Regions from separate parts of the Mus musculus genome. Here region 1 is linked to region 2. The links are chromatin contacts, found by Hi-C or POLR2A ChIA-PET in ENCODE. All regions are on one chromosome and are shown on one strand. The core of a region is the stretch at or near the end of the contact, and the rest is flanking DNA. Distances in the headings are between cores, read along the strand shown.

What was found. A loop is a pair of places that touch in the nucleus more often than their neighbours do. ChIA-PET counts read pairs that join two places held with the same protein, here RNA polymerase II (POLR2A).
Region 1: a map of heart shows a loop between it and region 2 (6-fold over the local background). The contact joins the promoter of Mtdh here to the enhancer-like site in region 2. A Hi-C loop is called at or near these places in 22 of 37 maps with a recorded cell type or tissue (CH12.LX, CH12F3, adrenal gland and 7 more). POLR2A ChIA-PET finds 5 or more read pairs at or near these places in 4 of 5 experiments (Patski and embryonic stem cell).

Annotation. Positions count from the first base shown.
Region 1 is chr15:34,080,519-34,087,627 of GRCm38, reverse strand. It overlaps Mtdh (metadherin), which reads right to left and starts at 4,909. Exons shown (of 12, transcript NM_026002.5): 1 at 4,215-4,909. The coding sequence starts at 4,592. It overlaps Gm41291, which reads left to right and starts at 4,402. Exons shown (of 1, transcript XM_011245387.3): 1 at 4,402-5,886. The coding sequence starts at 4,621. The coding sequence ends at 5,154.
Region 2 is chr15:34,044,925-34,052,217 of GRCm38, reverse strand. No RefSeq gene overlaps it. Among named protein-coding and RNA genes, the nearest start is that of Gm41290, 11 kb to the right of the region's middle. Within about 2 kb of position 5,386, at least 2 of the 3 ENCODE cell types and tissues checked have a DNase peak (open chromatin) inside an H3K27ac peak, as active enhancers do; they include gastrocnemius and heart, where a contact is called at or near this core.

The sequences.
Region 1 (7,109 bases), core at 3,660-6,159, 36 kb before region 2:
TCCTGAAACATAAAATGTTCATTCAAAGAAACTATTAGTTTATATGACTAAATCCACCTGAATAAGTAACTCAACTTAAAAAAAAAAAATTGGGGGTGGGGGGGAGGCGGCACAGAGTCTTGCTGCATAGCTGACCTCTAATTCAAGATCTCCCTTGCCTCTGCTTGAATTTTATGATTACAGGCACACCACCACTGCATGGCTAGGAAGATTTTTTTTTTCTTTTGATGAATACCAGTTCAAAATGGCATGGACCTCAAAACGTAATTCTCTAGCCTCAGTGCCGAATTACAAGGTCATCTGTATAGCGGTGCACATTTTTAATCCCAGAACTTTGAAGGTAGAGGCAGGTGAAGCTTTGTGATTTCAAGGCCAACCTGGTCTACATGATGAGTTCCAAGACAGTGGGAGCTGCATAGTGAGACACTGTCTCTAAAACAAGCATACAAAAAAGAAAAGAATAAAAGTTCTTATAGTATAGACTTTATAGTTCTATTCCAGTGAGTGGTTTTCAAACTAATCAGCATGTTACGAATACAAATTTAAGAAGCCAGGCAGCCGGGTGGTGGTGGCGCACGCCTTTAATCCCAGCACTTGGGAGGCAGAGGCAGGTGGATTTCTGAGTTCGAGGCCAGCCTGGTCTACAGAGTGAGTTCCAGGACAGCCAGGGCTACACAGAGAAACCCTGTCTCGAAAAAGAAAGAGAACAAAAAAAAAAAAAAAAAAAAAAAACAAAAACCAAAAAAGAAGCCAGGCAGTGGTGCACACCTGTAGTGCCAAAAACTCAGGGCTAAGGTTGCAAGGAGCACTTGCAGCCAGGAATTCACAATCATCCTGAGTAACAGGCAGGTACAAGAAAGCAGGTTCCCTAGATCCAATTCTAAAAATTTTTAACTTTAGTGGTCTGAAATACAACTCAGAAATTCAGAAATTTTAAGGGCATTCAAACTGACTCTACTGCAAATAGCCAAAAAGGGAGACTCCTTCAGTGTTTTAACTAAGATCTTCAATTTGGACATATATAATAAGTCAAACAGATTAGGTTAAATGTTTTATTCAAATTTAGGGCTCCCTATTCCTCTCAAGCTGACAGGACTTCTCCAGCTTTTAGTACTTCTCAGGCTTTTCCCACTAATCTGATTCAATCTTTTACTTTAAAAGCAACTTTTGAGATTAGACATTTGGTGCCTCCCTCTCCCCAACCACAGTGGGGCTGGCATTGTTGTTTTGAATAAAGCGCCTCAGTATCCATTGGAGAGGAATTCCAGAACTCTCAAGAATACCAAGAAGCACAGATGCCAAGTACCTTATAAAATAAAATAAAATGAAGTATTGGTATGTCAGAGTACTTATACTTAGTCCAAAGTACATATTTTATATACAGTTGCTATGCAATATAGGTAAGGAACTAATGACAAGGAAAAAGCCTGGACCTAATTCAGTACAACTGCAGTTTTCAAAAATCATTGATCTGGGGAAGAGAGGTCTCATGTATCCCTGGATGGCCTCAAGCTTAAGATGTATGGGATGACCTTCAAAGTCTCATTCTCCTGTCTCCACTTTGAATGTTGGGACTACAGGCATATGCCAAGACCCCCAGTTTATGTAGTTTTGGCCAACGAACCTAGGAAGTCATGCATGCCAAGTAAGCACTCTAACCAACTTAGCAACATCACCAGGCCCTAAAAATAAAATGTTGGTCCTTAGTTGGTTTAATCCATGAAAGCAGAGAATACACAGGGAGTGGACTGTGTATAAACATCTTTTGTAACTGGCACAGAGCTCCCTGGGGAGACAGAGTTTTTACTTTTCATGTTTCCTTCATAGTAAGACATAAAACACCACCTTTTTTTGCTTTCAACCTGTAAGTAGGCCTTGTTTGATTTTTTTCCTCCCCTAAGTAAAAATGCAGCACAGTACAAGAAACAAAATGAACAGGAAATAATGAAGTTTATACTTAGCCCTGGAAAGCAGTATTTTTCTAAGGGGAGGGTGGGATGGGGGTGTCAGGCCTTATAATCAAATAAGAAACCAATTTTGTGAGTCACAAATGCATTAAAGAAAAACAATTTTATGCCTGTGCTAGAATACAAAATATATTTCTGAGTTGCATCATAAGTTTCAGGACCAGCCGGAAGGTAGTGGTGCATGCCTTTAATCCCAGCACTTGAGAGGCAGAGGCAGGTGGATTACTGAGTTCGAGGCCAGCCTGGTCTACAGAGTGAGTTCCAGGATGGCCAGGGCTACACAGAGAAACCCTGTCTCGAAAAAAAAAAAAAAAACCAAAGTTTCAGGGCCATAACTTCTCTAATACATTCTTACTATGTGGCAGAAGGTTATTTTTTTCACCTAATTCACATTCAATGATCCAACGTCAATTCCAGCTCCTCAAAGATCTCAAGTAGGTTTACTTATTACCCATTCCCCCTTCCTTAACACAAATGAAAATCAGGATGAGCCAAATCCTATCTGTTGTACATTTTTCATAGTGAAGTGTGTGTTCTTCCTTCAGGTGAGTCATCTGTGTCATGATGCACTTCAAATGGACTCTCGAAGCACCTGTCTCTCTCCTCAGGTCCATCTGAAATTCTAAACATCCTAAAGAGACTTTGATATTTTGAAATTTCATAACTTGCCACAATCCACACAGGCCTTAGTATTAATGCACGCAGTTTGTTTCAAGATCACCTTTACTCTGAAACGAAGAGTCTACTTTCATTAAAACATTACTTAACCCTTGATGCTGTCTACAGAACTTTTAATTATGCATGATCTCAGTGTGCTGTTTTCTCCTCTCCTAACTTCAGAAAGTATTATACTGATAACTTTCTAGGTTTCCTCTCTTCTATCTTCCCACTCAGCAATCAAACCATGAGTGCTTATCATATGAGCTGTCAGCTTTCTATTTAGTACTTATGGGTCCATGAACAGAGTTTTTACGAACCTGTCTCCCACTCGATTGACTTTAATTCTTATGTGCCCATCAAACATACCAGAGCACATCTCTTCATAGTAAGAGCCTGGTACTTACTGAAGTGTTCTCAAAAGGTGGAGACTTACATTCAGATAATATTGGAGGCAAAGTTTCTCTATGTAGTCCTTGCTGTCCCGAAACTATAAAGATCAGGCTGGCCTCAAACTCAAAGATCTGCCTGCCAAGTGCTGGGATAAATGCATCCACCACCACCACTACACTAATAAATATTTCTAATGTTACTTATCTTTCATATTACACAAATTATGCAAAACAGGCTACTAAACAGTTCAGTGGGTAAAGGCACTTGCCAAGAAGCCTGAGTACTGGAGTTCAATCCCCAAGATCCACTCTGTGGAAGGAAAACCAACCCCAGTAAGTTCTCCTCTGACTTCTGCATGCATGCCACGGCACAAGATCTCTCCAACAAATATACACAGAACAAAATATTACAGAGAAATCACAACACAGGATACAGAAGTAAAACACTAAGGCCTAACAAAAATGGAATAGCTTTCGCATTTCCACATGTGGTCCAGCAAACTGCGGCTTGAAATCTCCTCTCAACCTTCTTCAGCATTTTAATCTGTCACCTCTTTATGCTTTATTAAAAAACAAAAAAGTCTTCCACATCCTTTGACTGTACTATAGACTACTTTGCTGTACTTGCCTTATGTTTTTCTCGGGGCCATATATCCCGAAGGCGTATTAGATCGCCAGCTCCCTTTTGCCCAGTTCCTGTACCAGCAACCCAATGGCCACACTCACCAGGATAAGACAGGGTAACCATTTCCCTTTAACATTTCCAACTAAGATGAGTATGGCTTGATCTGAACACCTGTAATCCTCTTTAAGCCAGTTTTTAGGTCACCCCTATCTTCCGTGACGGTCTCAGGTCTCAACGTGGCTTGAGATAGACATCTCTCTCTACCGGGCAGTCTTTTCAGAACTTCCCAACGTCACTGTAAGGTCCCATTAACCTCCACATGCAGCCTACTTTCTTTCACAGGCCTCTAGGAAGGATCTGCTTTTGGGGAAACCAAGGTTCTCATATGATGGCTGTAAGTTTGGTCACTTTTATTTATACCTACCCCTGGAGTTAATTTCCATTCAGGAAAACGCGACTTTCCTACTGGTTCTTACACTTTCCGACTTCCCCCTTCTCAAGGAACGTGTTCACCTACCACCTCGACCTGAGCTCTCGCTTCCCTTGACCACCGGGCTCCTCGCCACTACTCACTTTGGGCTTTTCAGGAAGCTTCTTCCGGTTCTTCTTCTTTTGCTCCTCGCTTCTGAGATTCTTCAGCTGGGCTAGGTCGTCGGGGGCCGGAGTCGGCGGGGCCGCCTCCTCCCGTTTGCGGGGCGGGCTCCTTCGCTTCTTGCGGGCGCCGGCGCAAGCCGCGGCCCAGCCGTAACCTAGAAGGAAGAGCAGGAGCAGCCCGAGAGCGCCGGTGCCCACCAGGATCACCCAGCCCGGGTACCGCTTCGGCTCTAGCCCCAGGTCGAGGCCCAACTCCGTGCGCAGAAAACCTAGGCCGACCGAGAGCAACTCCCGCAGCCGGGCAGAGCCCTCCTCGGCCTGCTGGGCCAGCTCGTCCTGCCAGCTTCGTGCAGCCATCTTCCCTCCCGTCAGAGAGACTCGCGGGATGACGCCGGGGAGCGGAGCCGCCGCTGGAACAGTCGTGGGAGGCGACAGGGCCGCGACACCTCAGGCCGAGCGCATCGCGGCCAACCCTCACGCCGGAGTAGGGGATAGAGGGCCGCCGCCGCCACGGGGAGAGCCAAAGGTTCCCAGTCTCCGCAGCCGGCCTCACGCCGCCGCCACCAGGAGGACACGGGGCGGCGGGGACAGAGTGTCTCCAGAGGCGGCCGCTAAGCGGCGTCGGGGCGCCAGCGCCAGGACCCGCTGTCCTCCCCCGGCGGAACAATGGCGGCTCCGGCCGCGATCCACGCTGCGCGCGGAGGCCGGTCGGGTCACGTGGAGGCTGTGGGCGGGGCATGCGTCACATGGGGCGATGGGCGGGGCCGGGCGGACTCTAGTCTTGGAGTGGGGTCTCCTTGAGCTGTGTGGGTTTGGAGGCTTGGGGCGACTCGGAGCTTGCGAAGCGGGAGCTAGAAATCTGACGGTGGAACTCCTTCAGGCTCGGGCTTTCTGGATGCTGAGAGGGATTCAGGTGTGAGGCCTGCGCACGAGCAAGGCGGCCAAACCCATCGGAGTATGAGCAGGCTTTCCGCTCTCTTTCCTGCAGTGGTGGTGCAGTGGACCGGCTTTTTCTCCCTAGGTCAGGGGCCAGTTGGATGCTTCCAGAGGGAGCTCGGTGGACTCTGAGGCAGCGAGCACGTGTAATTCACATCCGAGTATTTCTTCGGGGCGGACTAGCATATTAACGTTTGCCAACGTTTGCGTCTGTTCTGTCGTTCACTCCTGCTGTCTGTTGTCAGGCTCCAGATTTAAAAAGTCGGCAAACCCGTGGGAGGCACTATTATTTTTCTACTGATTTGTAGCCTTAATAGGAAATATTGAGAGGAAGCCCTTAGACTGTATTTATATGCAAGAGAAGCATATTATTTTAAGCTTTTATACAACCCCAAAAGAATTGCAATTTTTGAATGCTTGTGTTGTCCAACAGTCAAATGTAGCATTAGAAGGAAACTAGGTGGGTTGGGGAATGTCGCTCAGCAATAGAACATGCTTACTGAACATATGCAAGGCTCTGGCGTCGATTCCTAGCACCAAAAATAAAGAGCTGAGGCGCTTCTTCCCTTCTTAATTTTAAAAATGCTTGAGGACTACCCTACTATTTGTATTTTGACTTTGCGGTAAGGAAACAGTGTCTATAATTAAATGTTAATTAGCATGTAAGCAGCTGAAGTAAATACAAACTAAAAACCTATTCATGTATTTTGACCCATCAGTATTGTAATGAGTCTTGTGATTAATGGGTGGAATAGAGTTTTATACGTAATAAGCTACTCTTGCTAAGCTTTTTTGCAGACTTATAATTAAGGGCTAAGTTATAAAGGCCAGAACCTTAAAATGAGATCTGCATGACCTCTAAAATTAACAAATTCCATTCATATTTTTGGAATAAGATTTATAACCCCACCTATTTGGGTTGGTCATAGTTTTTCTAAGAAGTTCTACTGATCGTTTTAGATCATCACCTGTGGATTTATGAATTAGAGAATTACAGAAATTGTAGGTTAGCATACTAGTCCCTTTGACAGTCTAGCAAGTAAATGATTTAGTAAGATCAGGTCATCTTGTAGTTTTTTTTTTTTTTTTTTTTTTCCACTTGCTGTATTTGGTATCAGGGACATACTTGTCATTATATCTCGCCCTCCTTCTCTCACTCCCTCCTCTTTGTGTATGCACATGTATATGCACTTCGTTTTTGTATTCATGCTGGGGATTAAACCCAGATCCTTAAGCATGGTAGGCAAACGCTCTCCCACTGAACTATGTCTTTATCCCACCATGCACTTATATTTTAAAAACAAAAAAGTAGGGTCACAACCAACTGGTTTGCATTCATTACAGTTAACAAAACTTGTAAGAATATAATTATACTTCCAGAAAGTTAGGGTTATTTGTTGCAATAGCACAAAGATTAGATTAAAATTTAAATAAAGCAATGCTTTGAAAGAATCAGGGCAAAACAGCTGTGTGTGATGGAATACTAGCTCTGCTCTAAGTAGACAAAGTCCTAATTCCTCGTGAATGACAACGATAAAATGCAAAATGTGTCTAAAACTCTCTATGAGAAGTTCAGGGTTGGAAATGAGTGCTTTTTCTGAGTAATCATAGATAAACAGGAAGGAGCTATAAACTCATACAGCGGTGTGAATATCAATGCTGAGGAGAAGAAGAAGCCATAGTACCTAGGGTATGATTCCATTTGGGTATAATTAGAAAATGAACACTGATCTACAGTGATAGCAAATCAGTGGTTACTTAGGGGTATGGGGTGGGGCCAAGGAAGCTTGAGGAAGGTCTTAAGAAAGGATCCAAGGAAATGTGGGAAAGGTGAATATGTTCTTTGTTGCGATCATTTCATAGGTTTTCCAAGGTTCAAGTTACATACCTTAAATATTTTGGCTTAGGACTTGTCAACTGCTTCCAAGAAGCCATTCA
Region 2 (7,293 bases), core at 4,137-6,636:
CTGAACTTGTGGCTTTGATACAAGCTCTACAAATGGCAGAGGGGAATTTATCAACATATACACTGATATCAGGTATGCTTTTGCCACTGCCCATATACACAGAGCAATATACAGACAAAGAGGGCTGTTGACATCTGCAGGGAAAGACATAAAAAACTAAAGAGAAAAATTTGAGCCTCCTTGAGACCATAGACTTGCCAAAAAAGGTGGCCATTATACATTGTCCAGGACACCAGAAAACTTGAGATGCTGTGGCTAAAGGGAATCAGATGGCAGACCTAACCACCAAACAAGTGGCCCAAGGAGCAATGATCCTGGCAGTCAAAGAGCCTAAAGATTATTATGATGTCAGAGAGACCAGCTTTAGATACACCCATGAGGACTATCAAGTTATGGACAAATTAGGACTGATAATGGAAACCCCATATGTGGTAGTAGGAAAAATAAGAAGGAAAACTAGTCCTCCCATGGGAAGAAGGACACAAGTATGTTACCAACTTACATTACTTGATCCACTTGGGGGCCAGGAAACTAAAAGGTGTGGTTAGATCCTCTGACCCTTATGTTATAGGACTCTCTGTCTTGGCAAAGGAAATAGTCAAAAGCTGCAAGGCCTGTGCTATGACTAATACAGGACACTTTATGTATACTCTCGGGAAGAGGCTCAGAGGTGACCAGCCTGGGGCCTACTGGGAGGCAGACTTCACAGAAATCAAGCCAGCCAAATACGGCAACAAGTACTTATTGGTTTTTATAGACACCTTTTCAGGCTGGGTAGAAGCTTTTCCTACCAGGACTGAGATGGCCAATGTGGTGGCCAAAAGATCCTAGAAGAAATCTTCCCAAGGTTCGGGATACCCAAGGTAATCGGGTCTGATAATGGACCTGCCTTTGTTGCCCAAGTAAATCAGGGATTGGCCACTCAGCAGGGGATTAATTGGAAATTACATTGTGCTTACCGACCCCAGAGCTCAGGTCAGGTAGAGAGGATGAATAGAACCCTAAATGAGACCCTCACCAAATTGGCCTTGGAGACCGGTGGGAAAGACTGGACAGCCCTCCTTTTCTTTGCCCTGTTTCGAGTTCGGAACACCCCAGGACGATTTAAACTTACCCCTTATGAGATCCTCTTGGGAGGGGGTCTTTCAGGGGTTTATAAAGGCAAAAGGTCCCATAAAGTTACCTTGTGTTTCAGTGCAGGTACATATCCTTCAACCAAGGGCTCAGATAGCAATAGATATCTTGCTTGTATGTCTCCAGTAAGCAAGCGTTGTTTGCAGAAACAGAAGCAGTGGAGTTGTGACCATTATCTTGCCCAAACAAGGTCAGGCAATTACAAGAATGGATCCTATCATTTTGGGAAGATATCTGTCCTTGAACAAGTGGGGCTTCTTAGGATAGAGGCGATTTTGTTTGATAGACCTCTTAAGCATAGTAATTTAAATGTAAAACATAATGTTTTATATCACAGGTTCATGACTATTTCCCCTCTCAGCACTGAGACCCCATCTGGCTTAGATCCTTGCATACCCTGTGCATCCTGTGCATTCACATGGGCTTCAGCTTTGCTGTCTCTGGAAGGTTCTGTTTCCTTGGTGTGTTCCATCCCCTCTGGCTCTTACAATCTTCCATAGAGTTCCCTGAGTCCTGAGAAAGACAATTTGATGTAGACATCTCATTTAGGATCGGATGGTCCAAGATGTCTCACTCTCTGCACATCATCTAGTTGTGGGTCTTTGTGTTTGGTCTTATCTACTGCAGGAGGAACCTTCTCTGATGATGGCTGTGCAGAATACTGATCTATGAGTACAGCAGAGTGTAAGAGTCAACCTCAAAGCCTGTTTCCGGTGACACAGCTCCTCTAGTAAGACCACATCCTCTCATTCTCCCCAAAGGGCTACCATCTGGGGACTAAGCATTCAAACACAGACATATGGGCCTGTTCTCATTCAAACGCCACATTCCCTTTCTCTAAGAATAAAATTAGATGTTTAAAAAAAAATCACTTTTTAAACTGCTAAATATTTTATCTCTGCTGCCTTAAAAACCTTTCAAATATTTCTCTCTGTTTCCTGAAAGAGTGAAAAATTAAATTGATCTGGTCTCTACTACACTCTGGGAGTGATTTTCTCCCACAGCAGAATGTTCAAGGAGATAACAATTTTCAACTTCAAAGCTATATTTCAAGTCGGAGTTAGTGTCTGAAACTCCAGATTGAAGCAGAGTGATAGTGAGAGCTTTGCTGAGCTACGTGCAGGGAAAAGGTAGGATTGGCCTTAATCAGACCAGGGATGAACTTCAGGTCAAGTTCAAGAACTTGGTAATAATTTATTCTCAGCTGAGCTAATTGTTTCTGAAAAGTCTCCTTTCATATCTCAAACTGGCTTCGGTCTTTGGGAGACCTTGTGATTTGGGGTTGATGGTGCTCCTCATCAACCTTATCTGGTAGTTCTACAATTATAAACACCCCAGGGCTCATGTCCGTCTGGCCAATGTGTAGTAGACATTTCCGTCCCATCCAGATGGTCTTCCTGGCAGGCCAGCTGGGCCTGTGCCAACGTCCTGTGATGGCTTCTCGAATTGTATCAACCTTCATACATCATGAATCTAAGAGGCAGTCTGTTCTCTATTGTTAAAATTTTCCTATTCAAATTCATATTCCCTTAAGGACCATTTGTCTTTTGGCCTATCTACAAGCAATTTGCCTTTGTTTTCAGTTCTTGAAAGGCTCAATATTCCTTTTTCTGCCTCCCAAGTGCTGGGATTAAAGGCATGTGCCACCACACCCGGTTTGGAATTTTATTTCTTTATACCTCTATTTACTTAGTGGTTTCTTAGCACCTGAGAGTAATCCTCTTTATTCTTAGGTTTGCTCCTTCAGTGCAAAGACTTCAGTTTTAACCCCGAATCCTCCTGACCTAAACCAAAAAGCATTCCCAAGTATCAGCAGGTATCAGAACACTGAGACTGTTATTGGATTTCTCTCCTCTCTCTCTCTCTCTCTCTCTCTCTCTCTCTCTCTCTCTCTCTCTCTCTCACTCTCACAGTCGCACATGCACACACCACACACACACACACACACACACACACACACACGTACGCACATCTCAGAAATTGTTCCATCATGAGATAGGATGTCTTTCACCACATAGCCCAGGTTGATCTCAGACTTATGATTTTTCTTGTAGTTTTCCCATGTCTGCCTTCTGGAACTGTAGACACATACCCTGTTCAAAATCATTTAAATCATTTTTGGTCATTAAGATGTATATCCATGCAGGCTGGAGAGATGGCTCAAAGGTTAAAAGCACTGGCTACTCTTCTGGAGGAGCTGGGTTCAATTCCCAGCACTCTCACGGCAGCTCATACCTGGCTGTAGCTCCAATTCTAGGATATCTGGCACCATCAAACATACATTTAGGCAAAACACCAAAGCACATAAAATATAATATAATAAAATAAAATAAAAAAGATGTGTACCCAATGCAAGGCTAATGTTAATATACATATGTATAACTTGTAAAGAGAAATGCTTCTGTGTCCACACTGTTGATAATTGGTCTTGGTTTATATAGAGAACCCAGTAAAAATTATATCACTGTGAATAATAGCAACATTATCTTTTTTTTTTCACAAACCCCATAGAAAAAAGTCCAACCAGAAGATTGCTCACATAGAAGAAACAAAGGTAGCGAGAGGATCTCTCACATTGGAGTTTGTAGTTCTCATCCATCCAGGGAACCAGCTAAGCCAGTTTGGTCACCATCCCAACCAGGAATTACTTGTTCACTTCCATTTCAGTGTCAAGGACATGACCTTCCTTCAGATGCAACGTTCTCTGTCTCCATCTCAAGCTGTCCTCAGGCAGCTGCCTTAAAACCTGCATTCTCCAGGAAGCTTGTCTGACCAACTCCACTGGCCTAGGATCTTTTTCTGTACTCTACATTTCTCAACTTTAAGGTTGTCAGAATTAGCAAATATTAATACAGGATGCCCAGTTAAACCTTAGTTTCAGATACACAATGAAAACATGTTTTTAAAACATAGGGCCTCGGGAGACAGAGGCAGGTGGATTTCTGAGTTCGAGGCAAGCCTGGTCTACAAAGTGAGTTCCAGGACAGACAGGGCTATAGAGAAACCCTGTCTCGAAACAACAACAACAATAACAAAACCAAAAAAAAAAAAAAACATAGGGCATTCTTATTCTAAAAATTATTTCAAATATTAATAACTATTAATAGGATTCTATCTGGCCACTCAAATTTAAAGGTATTATAAAAAAATAATTACAGACCTTTGGTATTATGCTTGTTTATATGTTACCTCCAGCTTTTCTGAGAGTGATTGTTATTTCTGTGTTTTTCTAAGTAGATAATAAATGCTTTGAACTGTCTGTGGCAAAGCCCTCTTCCTCTATGCTACCAGTGCCATGAATAAATCTTTAACATGAGCTCCATGTTTATTTTCCTGACTGGAAGGAATTCTGTGAGGTGAACATAAAGCAATATAAGGTCTATTAAAGAGATTGTCAAATTAGAGGGTTATATGATGACTCAGCAGATAAAGGCACTTGCTGCTAAGTCTGATGACCTCAGTTCAAACCCTGGAACCTGAATGATTTGAAGAAGAGAGAGCACTCTTTCAAATTGTTCTCTGACCTTCTCCCCCACAAAGAGATAACAAATCAATGCTTTTTTTTTCCTCTTTTGATGGAGGATAATATTATGTAGCTCTAGCTGACTTGAAACTCAATATGTAGACCAGGTTGGCCTTAAACTAACTAGTAGGGAAATCTTTGCTCCTGGAGTGTTTCTGGGGTTAAAGGTTCACACCTATCCAGTATAAATGTGATTTTTTTTTTGTCAACATAACCTAAATTTCTAAGGTGTATTAGAGAAAATCAGAAGTTATGTTTTGCTACATTTTATGCATTACTAAATTCTGCCATTATCTTATCTGCACATTGTATTAATAGTAATTCATTTTAGGGGATTTCTTGTATTGGCTAAGGAAAAGTACAGCTGCTGTAGCAATTGTTGTAGATCCCTTTCATCATTCAGCAGATGCAAAAACTGCCCTGTGCTGTAGCCAGTGGCTGCTCTGCTGATTTCCCCATGCCAGCAGAACCCTGGCCTCTTTATTCCGGCAGAAGGGGGACAGACATTTCTGACTCAGTTCTGACAACTTGCCATGTGTTCACTTCCAAAGGTTAGGATGTAGTGGCCTCCTTCTGAGTGTCATCTGTTTGTTCTTAGCAACGAGAACAAGTGTTTAAAAAGAAATTGAGATAATATTCATATCAAGTTTATTCCAACAACTGAGTGGAGTGGGGTCAGGAGGAGCTGAAGCCAATACCACAAAGCTCAGAAGTTGGACAAGTTGAGTTTTCTTGGCAGGCCACTCTGTGGAGGTGGGGATTTTGAAACATGATTCTTGATTTCTGGAGGAACTTGCTAGTTGGGAAGGCAAGGCTCATGAGAGACAATGAAAAAGTAAGGGGCCGTCAGGGCGGGTGCAGGGACATTCTTTTATCTCAGCAGAGCAAAAAGGGAAATGGTGACAGAGAAGGGAGGAATGGTGTGTCTGGCGCAGTTAATCAGGGACTTCCTTGTTTTCAAACCTAGAGTAGTGTGGAGTGTTTGTGATGAGAAGAAAGGAAGTAGTGGGGTGGGAGGGATCCTGTTTTGTCCTATTTTTAGAGGGCTGGGAGGGGGAATACCCGACTCCCATGACTAGGGTGAAACCACACCACCGGCCTGGGCAGTGTGTGTGTGTGTGTGTGTGTGTGTGTGTGTGTGTGTGTGTGTGTATTGCAGTTAGGGGTGGGGCTCTGGGACAAAGGCTTACTCAAACTCTGAGTGTTAATGAAATCAGGAAAATGTGAAAAAGGAAAATTATTAGCTCTACTGTAGACTTCTATTTTAAAATAATAACTTATCTTCATTAAGTAAATGGCTCTAAGTAAAACTTCTTTGTTTACTCCCCCTTCCTCCTTCCCCTCTGCCCCCTCTGCCCCCTCTCCCCAGAGTTTGAGCATGTGGTGTTGAAAGGGTCAGCTTAAAAACTTTGGGAAGGTCATGAAACACTTGCCCCTTCAGAAGGGCGAGTCTAATTAACATTTTTCAGACAACAGGGCAGAACCGACCTGCAGGTGGGGACACATTTTGCAGGACAGACCATTGTCCACTTTCAGATGAGGGAAGTCCTTGTCACCTCATTCCCTAAAGACCAATCAATTTAAAGAGTGCACTGTTCAGCTAATCATATTGTGCCTAGTTGCTGATGCTCCATTCTGCCCCTGGAAACCATATAAAAACTTGCCGAATGGTTGCTAGGGGTCACAGTCTCTCCTTTGGGTCTGGGACAACCCTAGTGCACTGGAACAATAAATTCCTCTTGCTTTTTGCATCAATATTGGCTCTCCGTGGTTCACTCAGGGGGTCCCCAGTAAGGTAAGGCTCCCCGGAGTCTTACAGTGTGTGTGTGTGTGTGTGTGTGTGTGTGTGTGTGTGTGTGTGTGTGTGTGTTGCTGGGCTACAGATGTGCATCACTGCATCTGGCTCTAACACAGGTGATGGGATTATAACTCAGGTCCCCATGCTATCAAAGCAGTTACTTTCTGGACTTTATTTTTTTCTTAGAGACATGTAAGTCATTGTTCCGTACCTGTGCTTAGCGTCTGAATGTACAGCATCACCATCAGAATTTCCTCTGAAATGATCACAAAACTGTGTGCTACTATATTAACCAGATCTCAAAACAATTCCATATTTTTTCCTAGAGAGTTCTCATGTTCAAATACATACATACATACATTCATACATACTTATATATGTTACTTTTAAAAGGTAATGAGAGGTTAAGCATGGTAGTGCATACCTTTAATCTCAACAGAGGCAGGGGAATTTCTGTGAGTTTGAGGCTAGCCTGGTCTACAAAGTGAGTCTAGGAAAGCCAGGGCTAGTATACAGAGAAACCCTATTTTGAAATAATAAATAAAAGGCAATGAGATTACATACTATTGGTAGCTAAAAGCTACTGAGAGCTTGCTATACTATATGTCAGTATGTCAGATACTGTTCTTGGGCCCTTTCCTGGAGACCCCATGAAATCTTCACAATAACATGGTTAAGTGGTATTATTTATTTTAGACAGCCTCACTAGCTAATCCTGGCTTCCTGGAACTCAAAGAGATTCCCCTCCTTCAGCCTTCTGAGTTCTGTGATTAAAGGTGTGAGCCACCCAAATCAGTGTCCTGTACTTTTTTTTAAAGATTTATTTATTTATTTTATG